Linked DNA regions of Mus musculus: region 2 is linked to region 1. Evidence: chromatin loops called from intact Hi-C (ENCODE). Cell type or tissue: heart. All regions are shown on one strand. Each heading gives the region's core, and the rest is flanking DNA. Links, peaks and the distances in the headings are about the cores only.

Evidence for each region. Hi-C counts contacts between places; a loop is a spot of excess contacts. Peaks named below come from ENCODE experiments on the same cell type or tissue, not always from the same donor. Only the 100,000 strongest peaks of a DNase experiment are listed, where the experiment ranks them.
Region 2: a loop joins it to region 1, with 2.1 times the contacts of the local background. A loop is called at or near these places in 2 of 42 quality-filtered maps.

The regions. Positions count from the first base shown.
Region 1 is chr3:53,668,221-53,676,561 of GRCm38, forward strand. No RefSeq gene overlaps it. Among named protein-coding and RNA genes, the nearest start is that of Frem2, 15 kb to the left of the region's middle. In heart, for the core only: no CTCF peak of the experiment used is centred there; no DNase peak of the experiment used is centred there; H3K4me3 peaks cover 248 bases; H3K27ac peaks cover 3,698 bases.
Region 2 is chr3:53,725,916-53,734,256 of GRCm38, forward strand. It overlaps Gm30735 (a long non-coding RNA gene), which reads left to right. Exons shown (of 5, transcript XR_867291.2): 3 at 1,186-1,415; 4 at 4,040-4,130; 5 at 6,725-8,341. Among named protein-coding and RNA genes, the nearest start is that of Gm30735, 27 kb to the left of the region's middle. In heart, for the core only: CTCF peaks have their summits at 2,040 (motif pointing left) and 4,068; no DNase peak of the experiment used is centred there; H3K4me3 peaks cover 864 bases; H3K27ac peaks cover 573 bases.

The DNA of each region.
Region 1 (8,341 bases), core at 301-8,300:
TGTGTGGTTGTTGGGAACCAAGATCAGGTTCTCTCAGCAGCTCCTTTGCGGGCTGAGCCATTTCTGTAGCCTCTTACTTCAAAATATTTATTTCCTTTCCTTAAAATTTACAGAGACTCACTATAATACTTGATGATGGTAACAACAATAGTAACTCCCAAAAAGCACATCCCTTTTTAAAAAAATCTAAATTTGTGTGAGTTTGGAGTTTACAAACTGGCTGTTTGCTGTAATGTTTACAGGATGTCAGTCATTCACACTGGTCTTTGTTCTGGAAGGAAATCTCACTTTTCCCTCCATTTTCCATTGCTTTCCCCTTATAACTTCTGCCCGGGCAGATGGAGATCAATGTATAGCATTGAGAAAACCAGGAACTCCCTACATGGCTGGGACTCATGATTTAGCCTTAGACATGACGATTTAAACGTTACCTCTATACTTGAGGATTTATCTGTAAAATTGGATACATCGTCCCAATAAGGCGATAGGCTGAAGTGTTAGAGAGAAGTAAGAGAGCATACGATCAGTTAGAGAGAAGAGAGAGCAGTGTGTGGTTAAGTCAGAGGTGTGTTGCTAGGTGAAGACTATGATTGCTCAGAAGTTAGAACTGGCGAGAAGGTAGTTAAAGGAGGAAGGAGGAATGGGGATGTGAGAGTCCTGAACTCAACAGAAGGATTAACCTAGACAACCAAAGGAAAACGGGAGCCCTTAAGGGCTAAGGGAACATAGGAGAGCCGACTCAGGTGTGGTTAAATCTGGATGTTGGCACTGGCCATGTAAGAGGAGGTGCTTTTGTAGTATAAAGGAGAGTATTGATTAATAGGCTAGTATGTTCAGTCTTAAAAAAAGAGTTTAAATGTAAATCAATAGTGGTCAGTAGAGATTCTTAAAGTCTTAAATGACAATGTTTTACAAAGATTGCTGTGGTGGTGAGCTCTCTGCAGGGTGAGCATCGTGCCCAGGAAGCCACTGTGAAGGGATGGATGGATAGGATCAATGGGTGAGAGAGGGCTACAGGAACAAGGAGAACAGGGGAGGCTAGGATGTTTGGATAGAAAGTGTTTCCAAAGCAAATAATCTGAATAATTGATTGTTGAGCTCTTAGCTCGTGCAAAGGACCGTGTGAGACCTGGCAGCCGAGTGAGCCATGGCAGACTCAAGGGCAGCTTTCTAGCCTCCAGCTCACACAATGGAAAACTTGTCTCATCAGAACCAGAAGAGAAATTCGAGGCTCCAGAATGTGTTATCCACGGCCAAACAATAGAACTCAAGGTGACACAGGCCAGAGACCTCCCTCAAAGTTTTCCAAAGAGCTTGCATTAACGTAAGTGCACACACATCTCTGTCTAGCATGCTGGACTAAAGGGAAGAGAGCTGTAATTTCATTATAGAAAAGACTGTTGAGTTTCTTTCATTTTTAAATATAAAACTAGGAAATACAAAGATATTATTTCTGTTGGGGCTGTAGGGAATAGTCATAATGTCTCAAATTTCAGGGACAACTTTTCCTCCTGGTCTTCTTACTATTATTTTAGACTTTGGAATAATGTAATTATTTTGCCTCTCACATTCTAGAAGTTAGTAGTGTTCCCTCCCTTTCAATTACATAGTCAAGCAAGAATTTTTTGGTGCATTTGTACATATTCTTCTGAATTCCTCAAGATTCATGCGTGTTGGTATCTGTCTGGCCCAGTTTCTGAGAACAGCTTTACAGTGTGGGCAGATGGCATTCGAACAAAGACACAATTAAGCAAGCTGAGTCTTAACTGGGAAAGAATACATCCAGGGGCTTCTCTAGGTTTAGTCTGGAGACATACTTTTTTGTTAATCTAGGCATATGATAGAAGAGGAAGGCTAACTTTTCTCTTTCAGCTGTGGTAGAATATTTGACTTTTGTGACTGAAAGTTTATCTCTTAGGACATGAACCTCACAGGCCTCATGATGTCATGTCCAAAGATGTGTTACTATGGACACATCAGAACAATGCCTAAGAGACAGGGTGTGCTCTGCTGGCTCCTGCAGGAAATGTATTGAAAAAAATACATATACATAATAGTATATGTATAATAATATAATATAATAATACACTTCATTATACATCAAAGGAGAGTATCTATCATAGATAATAGAAACAAACAGCTTGTAAAACATTATTTTAATGCAGTAGTACTCTGATTTCATCTCTGAAAATACTTGGTTTGCTACAACTATAAATATCAACTATTTCATAAGCATTCTAGGTGATATTAGATATGGAAAATCAGGTTATTAAAAGAACTAATGACAGAGTGTTCTAAATAGGGCTTCTTTCTTAGAATCTGCTACATGTATCTTGTACGGGAACACAAATAAACAAAAGCTACTATTAGAATATTTGAACTCCTTTGACCCCAGCATAACACAAGTGTGTTTCCTCTTCCAATGGTACTGAAATGATACACTTGGTTTTACGAATATTAAAAAGATACTGTTTTCAACAGTGTTACTAGACATGGTGGGATGGCTTGCATAAGTTTTAATAACTACCAATAAGACTAAGCAATCCAGTGGAGGAGGAACCAATACAACACTCCACTCTGTTGGATGGGATTTTGTATAAGTAACCCACAGGGTCTACAGTACATGTTTAATGCTGATCAGCAGGGCGTGAGGATCCAGAGCTGTGTTCGTGGCCTTCTTCAGGTTAGCCCATCTCACGGGCAGTGCTCAGAACTCGGGGACTTGACATGACAGAACCTGTCATGGTGCAGCTTTCCCTGGGAGGATAGCATGGTTCCTGGAGTCGCCCATGGAGGCATAGAAGAGTGACCCATTCTCAAGCAAATGAGAAATGACATTTCCCTTTCTGGGCAGGCACTTCTAACATAGTTAGGAGCATCGAGTACTAAGGTTAAGTAATTTCTGAGTTATTAACTCTGTTGAGAATTTTATTAGGTTTTTCATCCATCCTTCCCCAGGAAGTTTTTTTTTTTTTTTTCCCTCAAGAGCTCATGCGTGTGAACTTTCAGGGATCCGTGTGGATGAACTTTCTGGGGCTTGGTTGTATGAACTTTGCATCTGTCACTGGTTTTATTCAGGGAGCCAGGAGCCCAGAGTTGACAGTCAGAACTCTTTCCAAACTATGTAATCAAAAGCAGAAGCCAAAGACTTAGATTTCAACCCATGAACTCAAATGGAATAAGGCCTGGAACACAGATAGTCCCAGGAAGAGGCTTTCAGATTTGCTGCTTCTGACAAATCACAAAACCCACCCCCACGTTGTCTCGTTTTCCTCCAGTTCTATTCTTTGCCCTCCCAAATGTTGGATGGGAAAACTCTTAAACCAGGGCTGACCAAGCCCATAACACTGGTCCCAAGCCATTAGATACACAAGCATATGCAAGCGCATTCACTTGCCCTGTCACTCAGCTTCACTGCAGAGAGTAAATAGAAATGAAAGGTACAGAAGCCATGTGGCAGCGACATGAGCTTTTGGACAGGAATCATCTCTCATTGCTCTGCTGTGTTAGCTGGTGTCCCCATCTCACGTGAGGGCTTAGACACACCCCTGCGCTTCGTGTCTGCTGCCTTTCTCCCCACATGTTAGGACCTTCCTCTGTGTCACCCAGTGGCTGACCCTGTGAGTTTATCTCTGATTCTCAAGCATTTAGAGATACAGACACTTTCTGGACTGCAAGCAAAATACCATTCGTAGACTTGTGTCATAATTCACTCCAACAGATATTATGTGAGCGCCGATATAGCACACCATCAAGTTTGAACATGCACGGGCATTATTGTCGATCCACGCTGCATGCCTCTGTTCTTAGTGTTTGGAAAGCAATGCCGACAGTTCTAAAAGCAGATCCACTTTCTAGAAGGAGACTCTGATCAGAGGTGCTGCACGCTGTGTAGGGCACAGAATATTCCTGTGGCCCAGCCATGGGTTTGCAGGCAGGTGGGTTGGTTTTTCAATCGGTCCTTAATGGCAGTCATCAGCAATCATCCTCTCTCTCTCTGGTGAACAGCTTTGAGTTTGTATTGATTAATCAGAATAAAGGCAAGCCGCACTCAAATCACATTGGACCTAGAAATGAAGTCCAACATTGTGGCCCTTGAAATCTAGGTCAAGACAAATGCTAATCAAGCAGACGGTGGATTTTAGCAGCATTACAAAAGAAGCTCTGGACCCCCTCAGTAGCCACTGCTTATGATTTTCAGAGTCAGAAAACCTCCCAGTCCTTATAGCAAAGCAATGTAATGGTATGAGGGGATCTATACACACATGCAAAATGTTTCTGACACATAGGTTTCTGCATTTCATCATTGCAATGTTGGGAGACCAAAGTTGTGGAGAAAGTGGAGACTCCACCACGGTCAGAGCAAGGTGATTTCTGTATAGGTGGCCAGAGCTAGGAGCAGCCATGGTTGGAGCTGCTGAACACTTCAATACTTCAGCAGAGAAGCTGAAAAAGTCAGGGTAACCTAATGGAAAAATCCCAAGAGTAGACATGTAGCTGGGAAAATGTGAGCAGTTGAAGATCTGGGCAACTGAACCATGATGTGTTTTCATCCATGAGAAAAGTCTGTGTCTACTTTGAATTTTTTACTTTGGGCTTTGGGGATAGCACAGTACACATGGGGACTTAGGGGCTTGAAAGGAGGGAGGTATGCAGGGAAAGGGCCCACAACTGTTCAGGACTGCTTATTGAATTTTCATATAACATTCTCTTTGCTATTGTAGACTGGTGCCAAAGGGCCAGCCGGCACATTTTAAGGTACGGCTCTGCATAGGAGGTAATATTAAGATAGAAAAGAACTTTGCTATTCTATCTCAGCTTTGTAGTCTTGTCTAATTTCTAGTTTCTTCATAACATTGATTTTTGTACATGGTTGTAAAAAAATAACCTAGCTAATGAGTGTGGTGCCTCACGTGGAATGATAGCTGTTCTTGAGTGTGGACCTGGGTCTCTGTATGACTGTGCTCCTGTGTGTGTGTGTGTGTGTGTGTGTGTGTGTGTGTGTGTGTGTGTACGTGTTCACATGGGTGGGACACACATGTACTCACATGCATATGAGTGCTGAGGCCAGGGGATGACATCAGGTGTCTCCCTCAACCACTTCTAACCTTACTATTTCAAAACAGCGTGTCACAGAACCTGGCGTGACTAGAATGGCCGGCCATGATCCCCTATTCCCCCCATCCCCCAACACACTCTGTGTTCTCAACACTGGGATTACAGGTATGTGGAAAGTAACTGCAGGAGTTAAAATGAGGTAGATGGGCTCCTAGTTCTTAACTCTTCCACTCCCTTAAGTGGAGTACTTTGCTGAAAACCATCGCCTTTTGCCCTGTGCACAGTTCACTGGTAGGATGGAGAAGGGACTCTCACTAGCAGGCCTCTCCATCTCATGCTGTGCTCTGTCCTTGGACACTAGCTTTTGCACTTTACTTAATACAATTAAATGATACTTATAGCTAGGCAGTGGTGGCACATGCCTTTAATCCCAGCACTTGGGAGGCAGAAGCAGGCAGATTTCTGAGTTTGAGGCCAGCCTGGTCTACAGAGTGAGTTCCAGGACAACCAGGGCTACACAGAGAAACCCTGTCTTGAACCGCCCCCCCCAATGCTACTTATAGAAATTCCCATTATAAATTCAGTATAGACATTTTAAAACAAAAACAAAACACTTTTGATCTATGATTGGCCAGTGTTGCTAAGGACTCTGTGGATATATAGGGCTATCTGCATCGTGTGCCTGAAATGTAGCCCTCTAAATAAGGTTGGGGAGATGACTAGTGAGTTTCTGCAAGCATGAGGACCTGAGTTCAAATCTCCATCACCTGTGTAAAAAGTGTGGCATAGCTGCTCTGGTCTGCGATCCCCACATTAGGAGGTAGAGTGAAGAGGATGCTGGGAACTCTCTAGCCAGCTAGACTAGCTGAGAGTGCACACACAGAAAGACACAGACAAACACACACACACACACACACACACACACACACACACACACACACACCACTGGCACACATTAAAAATTTAAACTTTAGATTATGTTTACAATAGATTTTCAAAAAGGATTTCCCACATATTTGCTTTGGAAAAAGGAAAACAGCGATTTCTGACCAACTTCAGTATGAAGACAAAGCCAGCTGACTGATTGCCTCTGGAGAGGAAAGGGTTAAACTTTCCTCTGTCTGGAGTTTTCTGTGTTAGCTGTCCTTTTATCTCTCTGTGGGAGTGGCTGCCTATAAGTAGCTGAGGTCCCACCTAGCCTGCCTGGGTCTTGCAGCTGACTCTGTAATCTGACTTCTTTCTTCACTAAGCACAGTTGTCAGAGAAAATAGAGCATTTTAGGAAAAAAAAAGACAGTGGAAATGTCTGCCCTCTGTTAACTCTTCCTGGGAGAAAAGACAAAACCCACATGCCTATTTTTAAAAGTGTGTATTCCCTTTTAAATGTCCCTTACAAAAGAGATCAGAACACAGGAATGTTTATTATTTTTTTATTATTGTTTTCTTTTATTCATGTATTCATGATGTGTGTATGGTGAGTGTGTGTATGTGTGTGTGTGTGTGTGTGTGGTGTGAGTGTGTTTGGTATGTGTGTAGTATGTGTGTGTACTATACTGTGGTGTGTATGTGGTATGTGTGTGAAATGTGTGTGTGTGATATATGAGTGTGGTGTGTGTGTGTGTGTATGTATGTATGTGTGTGATATGTATGTGTGTGGTGTGTTCGTGGTATATGACTGTGGTGTGTGTGGTATGTGTAGTGTGTTTATGCTGTGCATGTTTGCCACGCGTGTGGGTTCCTGAAGGGATCAAGAGAAGACTGGAGTTCAGGTTGTTGTGAATTACGGGAACTGGATGCTGAGAATCCAGCTCAGGTTCTCTGGAAGAGCAATCAACATTCTGAACCCATGATGCATCTCTCCAGACCCTCTCCCCATTCATTATTTTCTAAAGATATATTTGTTTATTTTATGTGTTTGAGCGTTTGACTGTATGTATATATTTACACCATGTGTGTGCCTGGGGCCTGTGGAAGCCACAAGAGGGCACTGGGTCCTCAGAACTGGAGTTACAGATGGTTATGGGCTTTCATGTAGATGCTGGGAATTGAACCTGGATCTCAGCAAAAGCAGCCAGTGCTCTTAATGACTGAGCCATCTCTCCAGCCCTACTTCACTATTTTCAAAAGAACTAGTTACCTAATATATGTGTTGATTAAAAGCAGAGTTTGGCCTAATGCATTGTGTTTGCAGATTAGGAAATTTTGGATAAATAAGAGATAAGGAAGGTAGTTAACTGGAGCCTAGCATGGCTGTCCTCTGAGAGGCTCTACCAGCAGCTGACTGAAACAGATGCAGGTATTTTTCAGCCAACCATTGGACTGAGGTGGGGGACCCCTATGGAAGAGTTAAGGGAAGGACTGAAGGAGCTGAAGGGAATTGCAACCCCACAGGACAAATAACAATATCAATAACTTGAACACCTCAGAGCTCCCAGAGACTAAGCCACCAACCAAAGAGCACACATGGGCTGGTCTGTGGCCCTTGGCACATGTAGCAGAGGACTGCCTTGTCTGACCTCAGTGGGAGAGGATGTGCCTAATCCTGTAGAAACTTGATGCCCAAGGGAAGGGGGGTGTTAGGAGGGTGAGGGTGGGTGTGTGGTGGGTGAGTGATAGGGATGGGGCTTGGGTGGGAGGGCACCCTCCGAGAAGCAAAGGGGAGGAGGAAGGGGGTGAAGAACCCAGAGAGGGAGGACCTGGAAGGGGGTCAACATTTGGAATGTAAATAAATAAAATAATTTAATAAAAAGGGAATTAAGACAGAAATAAAGGTAGTTAATGTCTGTTTATGTCATTTAGATCAAAATCTGGAAAAGTCTCTACTGCAGGGCATCTATGTCCTCAAGACACATGACCTTAGCATCACATCTGTATGGGTCATTTGCCAGGGTACTTGTCTGAGTTTCTTGTCATTGGTAAACATGTGATTCTATAGTATTCATAATGCTAAAAGCCCCCAAATGAACTGAAACACATGATTTACATTTCTGAAACAAACCTAATATATTTAATATAATTATCTCTACTTCCATCCATTTTCCTTTAGACCATATAACTTCATTCTTATGGTAGAAGGAAATTCCCCCGTGTCTATGAACCATATTTCCTCTATCCATGCCTATGTCTTGAGCACCTAGTCTGGCTCCATAATTTAGCTTCTGTGAATAGTGCTGCAATAAGATTTGACGTGTAAGCATCTCTGGTTTGTTAACATGGGGTCTTTTGGGTAACTGTTGAGGAGTGATATAGCTGGGTGGTATGGCAAGGTAGTCAGTCTAAGATAG
Region 2 (8,341 bases), core at 109-8,108, 58 kb after region 1:
TCTCAGACTTAGTTGTGCTGAACTAATGGTTAGTCTATTTGTTGTGCCTCATGCTTGCCCTTGCTAATTTAGCAATCGCCTTTGCACTTCACTGTCAACTCGTGTAGGACATGTACAATAGGCGGTGGGCTCTGCTGAGGACTGTTATCTTAGAGTCAGAATCAACAGTCTACATGTCCTGTTGAAATCTCTAAGCAAATCGGCCTTGTGGCGGTTACTTAAAAAGGTGGTCTCTTCCTCCTGTAAAACAGTTCCTTAGGAGATCTTGAGAGGTGACTAACTAAAACGCAGCACAGCTGGGTGTGGTGGCTCACAACTCTAATCCCAGCACTGGGGAGGCAGAGGCAGGTGGATCTCTGAGTTCAAGGCCAGACTGGTCTTCAGAGCAAGTTTCAAGGGCTACACAGGGGAATCCTGTCTAGAAAAACCAAACCAAACCAACCCCCCAACAACAACAACAACAAAAACAAAACAGAACAGAACAAAACAAAAAACAAAAACAAAACAAAACCACTGTAAAACATACAGCACTGCACACACTTGTGCTTTTTTTTTTTTTTTTTTTTTTTGGTTTTTCGAGACAGGGTTTCTCTGTATAGCCCTGGCTGTCCTGGAGCTCACTTTGTAGACCAGGCTGGCCTCGAACTCAGAAATCCGCCTGCCTCTGCCTCCCGAGTACTGGGATTAAAGGCGTGCGCCACCATGCCCGGCTTGAGCTTGTGCTTTTCGATAAACTTTGCTGACGACCTGTCACAACACCTTAGGATCCTGGTTAGCAAGGTGAGTTTGAGAAAGGCCATGACTTCCCTCTGCCTGCCTGAAACATTAGCCCAAGGACAGAGTTGCCTGGAAATGGACAAGGGAAAACTTAGTTTGTAAATCTAGTGAGCTGATGAAGTCTGTCCTAATGTGTTCAAACCCTGAAGGCAAAACCCTGCCCGCACCTGGAGATCACGTCTACTATGTGATTCTCACGGAATGACACAGCCTCAGTCAGTCTCAGACCATTTTGTTTCTTTTTTAACTTTTTTACTTATTCACTTTAAATACAGCTTACCGCTCCTCCCCTCCCAGTCCCCCCACCCCATACACGTCCCCCCAGTCCATCCCCCATCCCCCTTCTCCTCATGGAGGGTCTCCTCCCATCCCCACTCTCCACCCCCCACCCCACACCCCCATATCAAGTCTCTTCAAGGTTAGGCACTTCGTCTGCCACTGAGGCCAGACAAGGCAGCCCAGCTAGAAGAACATATCCCACGGACAGGCAACAGCTTTTGGGATAGCCCCTGCTCCAGTTGTTCAGGACTCAGATGAAGACCAAGCTGCACACCTGCTACATGTGCGGAGAAGCCTAGGCCCAGCCCGTGTATGTTCTTTGGTTGGTGGTTCAGACTCTGAGAACCCCAAGGATCCAGGTTAGTTGACTGTTGATCTTCCTGTGGAGTTCGTTTCCGCTTCGGCCCCGCATGCTCATGTTTCTTACGGAGTCAGCTTTAGAGTGCTCTCAGAATTTTATAGACTAGCCGCCGTTTCACAGTTCAACTAGGTGCATTACTCTGAACAACTGATACACGTTAATTAATGACCTCTGCACGAAGATTTGTAGTTAGCCTGGCTATACACTCCACAGATGTGTGTAGGGTCTGAGCCTCCCCCCCCCCCGGTCTCTCCTTCCACAGTTGTGAAACTGGTGCTCTGACCCGAGGCATTTTCCGGTGTTACTCTCTGAGACATCTCCCCCTTCTCTTAATAAACCTCGGTACTTCATGTCCAGTTTGTGGGTGTGCTTTCTAGCACACTAACTAGTGTAAATAACACTCAGAAACAGCTCAGGGGAGAGAATGTGTCCTGAAATGCTTCCTGTGGTTGGAAAGTCTGCTTCTAAAAGAGTGCTGGGCTGGGGATGGCTCAGTGCTTTCAGTGCCAGCTCCTCTTAAAAAGGACCTGGACTCTGCTCCATCCAACATCCACATGGTGACTCACTAGTGCATGTAATTCTAGTTCTAGATTTGTCACCCTCTTCTGGCCTCTGTGGGCTACTGCATGTACATGATGCATATACACTCACATAGGCACTTATGTACATAAAAATCAAACAAAATTTAAGGTTTATTTTTACTATTTTTGATTATAACATTACAGTGATGCATACTACGTTTTCTATCACTTTTTATATCTCCTTTTTTTTAACACTAAAACTCAGAACTCCTGATAAGGTTATTTATTTGCTTCATTTTATCATACAACTAAAATTACAATACCAGTAACACCACTGTCACTCAACATGCAGAGTGTCACATTCTTTTTTTTTCCTTGTTTTTTTTTGGGGGGTGGGGGTGGGGGTGGGGGTAGTTATCAGTATTCTCAGAATATATACAGATATTCCCTTGGGATCTATAGAAACCTGTTCTAAAGTTCTTATCAGAACTATTTTTTCCTCTGTGTTGATCTCAACAATATTATATCCATGTAGGTTCATTTCTTTCATTTTATATTATATTTTAGAGTTGTAGTTAATATTTGAAGTTAATATTGTTTGACCACATACATAATTTAAGTAGGTAAGAATTTAAAATTATGTAAAAAAGTTAACACTAACAGTTTTCCCCCCAGGAAAAACTTTCTGAGTAGCCCAGCTATGAGAGAAACTGGGAATAGTTTTCTATATGTTCAGAATATTTTGCTTTTATTTTTTGTGGTCTGTTTATGAACATTTTTGCCTGTTTTTAGATTGAGTTTCTTTCTTCTTTCTTCATTCTATTCTTAATAGATATTTTTAGACTTAATAGAGATTTTCTTCTATTTTTTAATAGATATTTTTATCTCATGGAATTTAGCCAATTTTCCAATTCTAGTAGAAACTATAAATGCATTTCCTTAATTTGTCATTTAAAATTTAATGTTATATATTGAGGTCAAATATGGATTTGAATTTTTCCCTCTTTTTATCTGTATGTTACTACTGTAAGGACTTTATCCTTGTGAAGTGGATATACTAAATAACTGTGCAGGGACCGTAGGATGGACCAGTAATTAAGAGCTTTTGCTGTTCCTGCAGAAGGCCAAGGTCTTGTCCCCAGCGCCCACATGGCAGTTTCCAACCCACTGTAACCCCGAGTCTAGGAGATCTGGTGCCCTCTTGTGACCTTCTGAGGCAAAGGGCACACGTGTAGTACACATGCATACATGCATACCTGCATACATGCAGACAAAGCACCCAAGCATGTAAGATCCATAAGTAACTAAGCATTGATTGTTTCACGTTCATGGAGGTCAGGGTTACGGTTACTTTATCGCTCTCCAATTGTCCGTGTGGTTGACCCAACTCTGCTTACTGAGATGCCAGTTTCACGGCACTAGACGGCCATTGTAAGGCAGCTGGCAAGGTCTAGTCTTGCCACATGAGTCTTTCCAGGCTATAGTCAGGGAGCGACATATGGTAGACTGAGGGTCTGAGGGATGTCATGGCTCCGAATTTAAAGGAGGGCAGAGCTGTGGAAGCTGGGAGGGATGGCGCTGGCCTGGACCTGATTTAGTCAGGGGTGCCATTGTTGGACTTCTGATCTAGAACTGTAAGATGACACATTTGTGTTGATTTAGGCCACTGGGCTTACGGAGATTTGTTATAGGATCAACTGAAAGCTAAACCCGTCTATGTGTATGTATGTATTTTCTGTTTCTCCGCTGTCCTGTCTTACACATGAGTGATTTTAAAAGAAGCTTCTTTGGTTTCGTATAATATGTCTTGATTTTTTTAAGCTTAAGAGAATGTTCAAATTAAAGTGAAATTTATTATGATAATGGTGAGTTCCAGTGTAGGCTGTTACTGTAGACACATAGATCGCGTGTGAGGAACAATTATTTAAGTTAGTGCATTAAGAATAAACTCGAAACTCACATATTTGAGGAATCTTATCAGTGACAACTGTAGGAAGCTAAAATGAGGTGAACGAAAAACAGATTTAAAAAAGCCACTCTGAATTGATAAACTGAGTAAACTTAAAAAAGAAAAAAAAATCTCTGGGCATTTATTTTCCAGCTCTTATGCTGAAGATCGCCACCCAGTGGGGACACGGGAAATTCCAGCCCAGGGTGCCCAGCTGTGACCTAATGAGGAAGCCTGTGGATGGGTGAGTCAGGAGAGGGGAAGAGTCTAGAAGCGCCCAAGGAAGGCGAAGGCAAGCCCACCAAAGACTGAGCTACATTACCTGAAGGCAAAGGACAGGCCCACAAAGAAACAGAGACTCACAGAGCAGAAGCATGGCATTTTCCCAAAGGTGAAAGAAGATCAAAACATCTGCTATCTGTTGGGTTTAACAACAAACACAGAAGGCAAACCCCTTGGTGAAGAGTAAGTGGCCAGAGATACAAGGAAAGTGAAGCAAGGGCCAGCTGAGGGGCCCCACACTGACCCGACACCTGCTGGGGCTCAGGGTTTCTGCCTCTGCTGGCAAGGTCATTGCAAGCTACTTTTCTCCCTGGTGACTCGGTAGATGCTTTTCTTAATTAATGGTTCTGATTTATGTTTAACTCGACCACAATTCTTCAAGGAGGGACCACTGATCATGGTCACAAGCTTTAGCAACTCTGTCTTAGCACTTACTCTGTCTTTTCAGATAAGCCACTTTGGCGGGAGTCCCCGTGGTGTGTTGCTGATAGGCAGCAAACAGCAGGCGGAAGAGTTTTGCTCTCTGGCTCTGCCACCACTGTGATTAGTTGGTGTGCATTCCTGCCCAATCTCGTTGGAGTTTGAATTACACATTGTTTGCTAAGCCCTATGCTTGGCCAAAGAGGGACTTAATGGCACTTAGGAAAAAAGAAATGATCAAATGACACGGGGTCTCCAAAGCATCATTATCTCTCTGATGAGTGACACTTTAAGCCTCACTATGCTTCTGGGTCCTTTGATGATGGCGCTCCCCACAAGGGCTCACTTGGATGACAGTTTCTGAGGACTGTGCATAAAGAAAGCTGGAGAGCTGGGGTTCGTTCACAGCCCAATTTCTGACAGGAGGGAAGGGGCTTTCTCTGAAGGTGACAATATGCTCCAGATAATGGTAGCAAGCTTCAGTACACTGAGGGAAGAAATCCAAATAAGCCCGAAGTGTCACTGAAACATTTATACGTTTGTATTTCTTCTCTATTTAGGAAATTATTTCGCTGTATAGTTTTAAAATCTCATAGGGAGAAAAAATAATTAAGCATCGATGGATGTACTTCTCCATCTGGTCTTCAGAAAATAAATATTAAAATGCACATGGGAGAAAATATAGCTGCGATAATTATGAGGAGATGAATAATTATCAATTATCAACAAACCAATCTACATAGGTTATATAAACAAATAAATGGATTCACTATTGATACAGATTTCCCTCCATTCTGGATTTAAGACTTGATCATTTTGCAGGATTTATTCTTTAGTCAGAAATGAGAAACAGGCTTCTTAGCTAACATCTATAAATCTTTTCTTTAAATTTGTATTTCATATTTAATATGCATCTATTGTACCTATACATTGAGATTAAATACACAATATGCCAAATGAATAATCTAGGTGGGAAAATGGAGATGTGAAAGACAGACTCCTACTTCCCCAAAGAAATACTCTGAGGTGGTAAAGTCTTGAAAGGAGACAGCTTGGTTGAGATGAAATTTGAAGTAAAACATTGTGTAAGAAACCAGCTGGGTGGATTAAATGTGTGATGGTGGGCAGTGGAGGGAGGGCAGTCACCTACAGAGAAACATTCTAGAATACCTGCAGCGTCAAGAACATCAAGTAGGTTAGAAAAGGCCATTTGGGGGAAAGAACCCTATGGTGGAGCACACAACCACCGCGACGCTATGTGGAAGTTGCTCGCTCTGAGTTCTAGACTGACTCCCCGCTGTGATTTGGTTATGTGGCAGTCTGGGGAGGAGACAGCATCCTGCAACTACATAGGATTATTTTGATTAATTAGGATTATTATCTCCCCTCACTGGTTTCTTTTTACTCATGAGCTGTATCTTTTTTTTTTTTTTTTTTTTTTTTTTTTTTTTTTTGGTTTAGAAGATTTGTAAGATGAGATCTTTACAGAGAATCATCAGTGCACACATCAGGCATAAAAGTGACACATTTAAAGTTGGGTAACCTATTAGGAGGTTCCTTAGAGTGGGGGATTTTCTTGTAAATGCCAGAATACGGAAGCAAAAATAGACATTGCAACTATTTCAGATGTAGGCAAGGCAGCAATATAGAGAATAAAGGAGAATAATAAATCACGGGGAGTGGGTTATGAGTTACTTACCTCCAGATAGTGTTCTTGCTCTAGGAACCCCATTCACACAGGCAGTGTTAATCACTAGTGACAATGTCATTTGCTCCAGCTCCATCTTGAATGCTTGCCTAAGAGGCCTATGAGTCAAAAGCTTGGTTCCATGGTGGTGTAATTAAGAAGAGGTTTAGAGTTGAGGCTCTGTGGAAAGTCATTACGTCATTGTGTAGGACGGTGAATGACCTCAGGGGTCAGTAGCTCTCTGATCTCTTCCTCTCTGTCTTCTTTCTGCTTCAGTGCACCCTCCACCCACCAGGAAAGCAGGTTTCTTCTGCCTGAATCTCTTTGCTACTTTGCCACACACCTAAAGCTAACGGGCCGATCTATTTAGGGCTATAACCCCTAGAAGTCCAAGTGAAAAAGTAATCGTTCTTCTTTATAACTTGATTATCTCCTGTGTTTTGTTATAGTGACAGAAAGCTGGCTAACATAAGAGTCACTGAAGACTTTCATCTTTCCTCTAATAAAATGGAGTCAGACATTGTGCTGGCTGGTTTTGAGGGTCAACTTGACTGACAAGAAGCTCAAGCCAGAGAGGAGGGAGCCTCAGTTGAGGAAATGCCTCCATGAGATCCAGCTGTGAGACATTTTCTCATTAGTGATCAACGAGGGAGCCTAATAAGGAGAGTGCTGTCCCTGGTCTGGTGGTCCTGGGTTCTATGAGAAAGAAAGCTGCTAAGCCATGTTAAACAAGCCAGTTACCAGCACCCCTCCATGCCCCCTGCACAGCTCCTGCCTGCAGGCTCCAGCCCTGCTTTAGTTCCTGTCCTGACTTCCTCCAATGATGGACCATGATCTGGAAGTGTAAGCTAAATAAAGCCTTTCCTCCCCAACTTCCTTTTTGGCCATGGTGTTTTGTTCCAGCAGTAAAATCCCCAACGAAGACATCATCATAACTGTTTAATGAGAATTTCGGCTTCTATATTGTTTGCTATATACCACTGTGAAAGAGCCAAGAGGAACAAGGGCTGGTGTTGTTCTTATTTTACAAATGAAGACACTGAAATACACAGAAGTCAAGTTTTGCTCTCAGCTTCATGGTTTTGATCATTTTTTCCCCAGTTAATGTCCACATGGCTTAGAATGTTATATTCAATTTTGACACTCTGAAGGAATCAAGCTTTCTTGTTTTTAAGTAAAATTTCTTTCAACTCATGACCACAGAATATGAGGATAATACTCTCTTGGGGTGAGTGATGGCTATTTTCGGTTGTCAACTTGACGCTGTCTGGCATGAACTACAATCCAGAAATGGAGGGCACACCTCTGATCCAGATCTTGAGTCGGGGAGAAAACACACCTTTGATCTGGATCTTGAGGCGGGAAGACACCAAGTTTGTGATCTAAATCTTGAGGTGAGATGACGCACACCTTTAATCCAGCCAGATCTTCAGGCACGGCTTTAATGTGGGCCAAATCTTCTGCAGGAGGCCTACATAAGGGCAATGAAGAAGGAAGGGTTTGCTTTTCTTTGCCTGCTTGCATTCCCTTTGCCAGCATATCCATTGGGGACCACTTCTTCAGGATCCCAGCTTATCCTGAAGACCAGCCGAGACAATCAGCCTTGTGGGGCTGAGCAACTACCAGATGCTTGGACTTTCCATTCTCAGCGGCCCATTGGTATATATGGATTCATTCCATAAATTCTGTGACTCTAGAGAACCCTGACTAATACAGAAGAATGTCCTAGAGCAATTGCTTCATGCTTAGTACTCACAACAGAAGGCTGCAGGTCGGAAGCCAACTTACACACACACACACACACACACACACACACACACACACACAACACACACACGCCGCCCCCTCTCCCCCCGGGTGTGCAGGATGAATGTTCTCGAGAATCAGTTCTTATAGCACAGATAGCAGAAGAAGCTGGCAATCTCTCGAACCAGAGGAAGAATCATGCCCAGAGTTGTGAACAACTGTTCCTGTAGCCTAGACACAGAGTACCGTAGAGAACGAGTTTGAGTGCCACAGCTCTGCAGTACCTTGTTTGGGCCCCCGGGCGGGACAAAGCTTTTGCT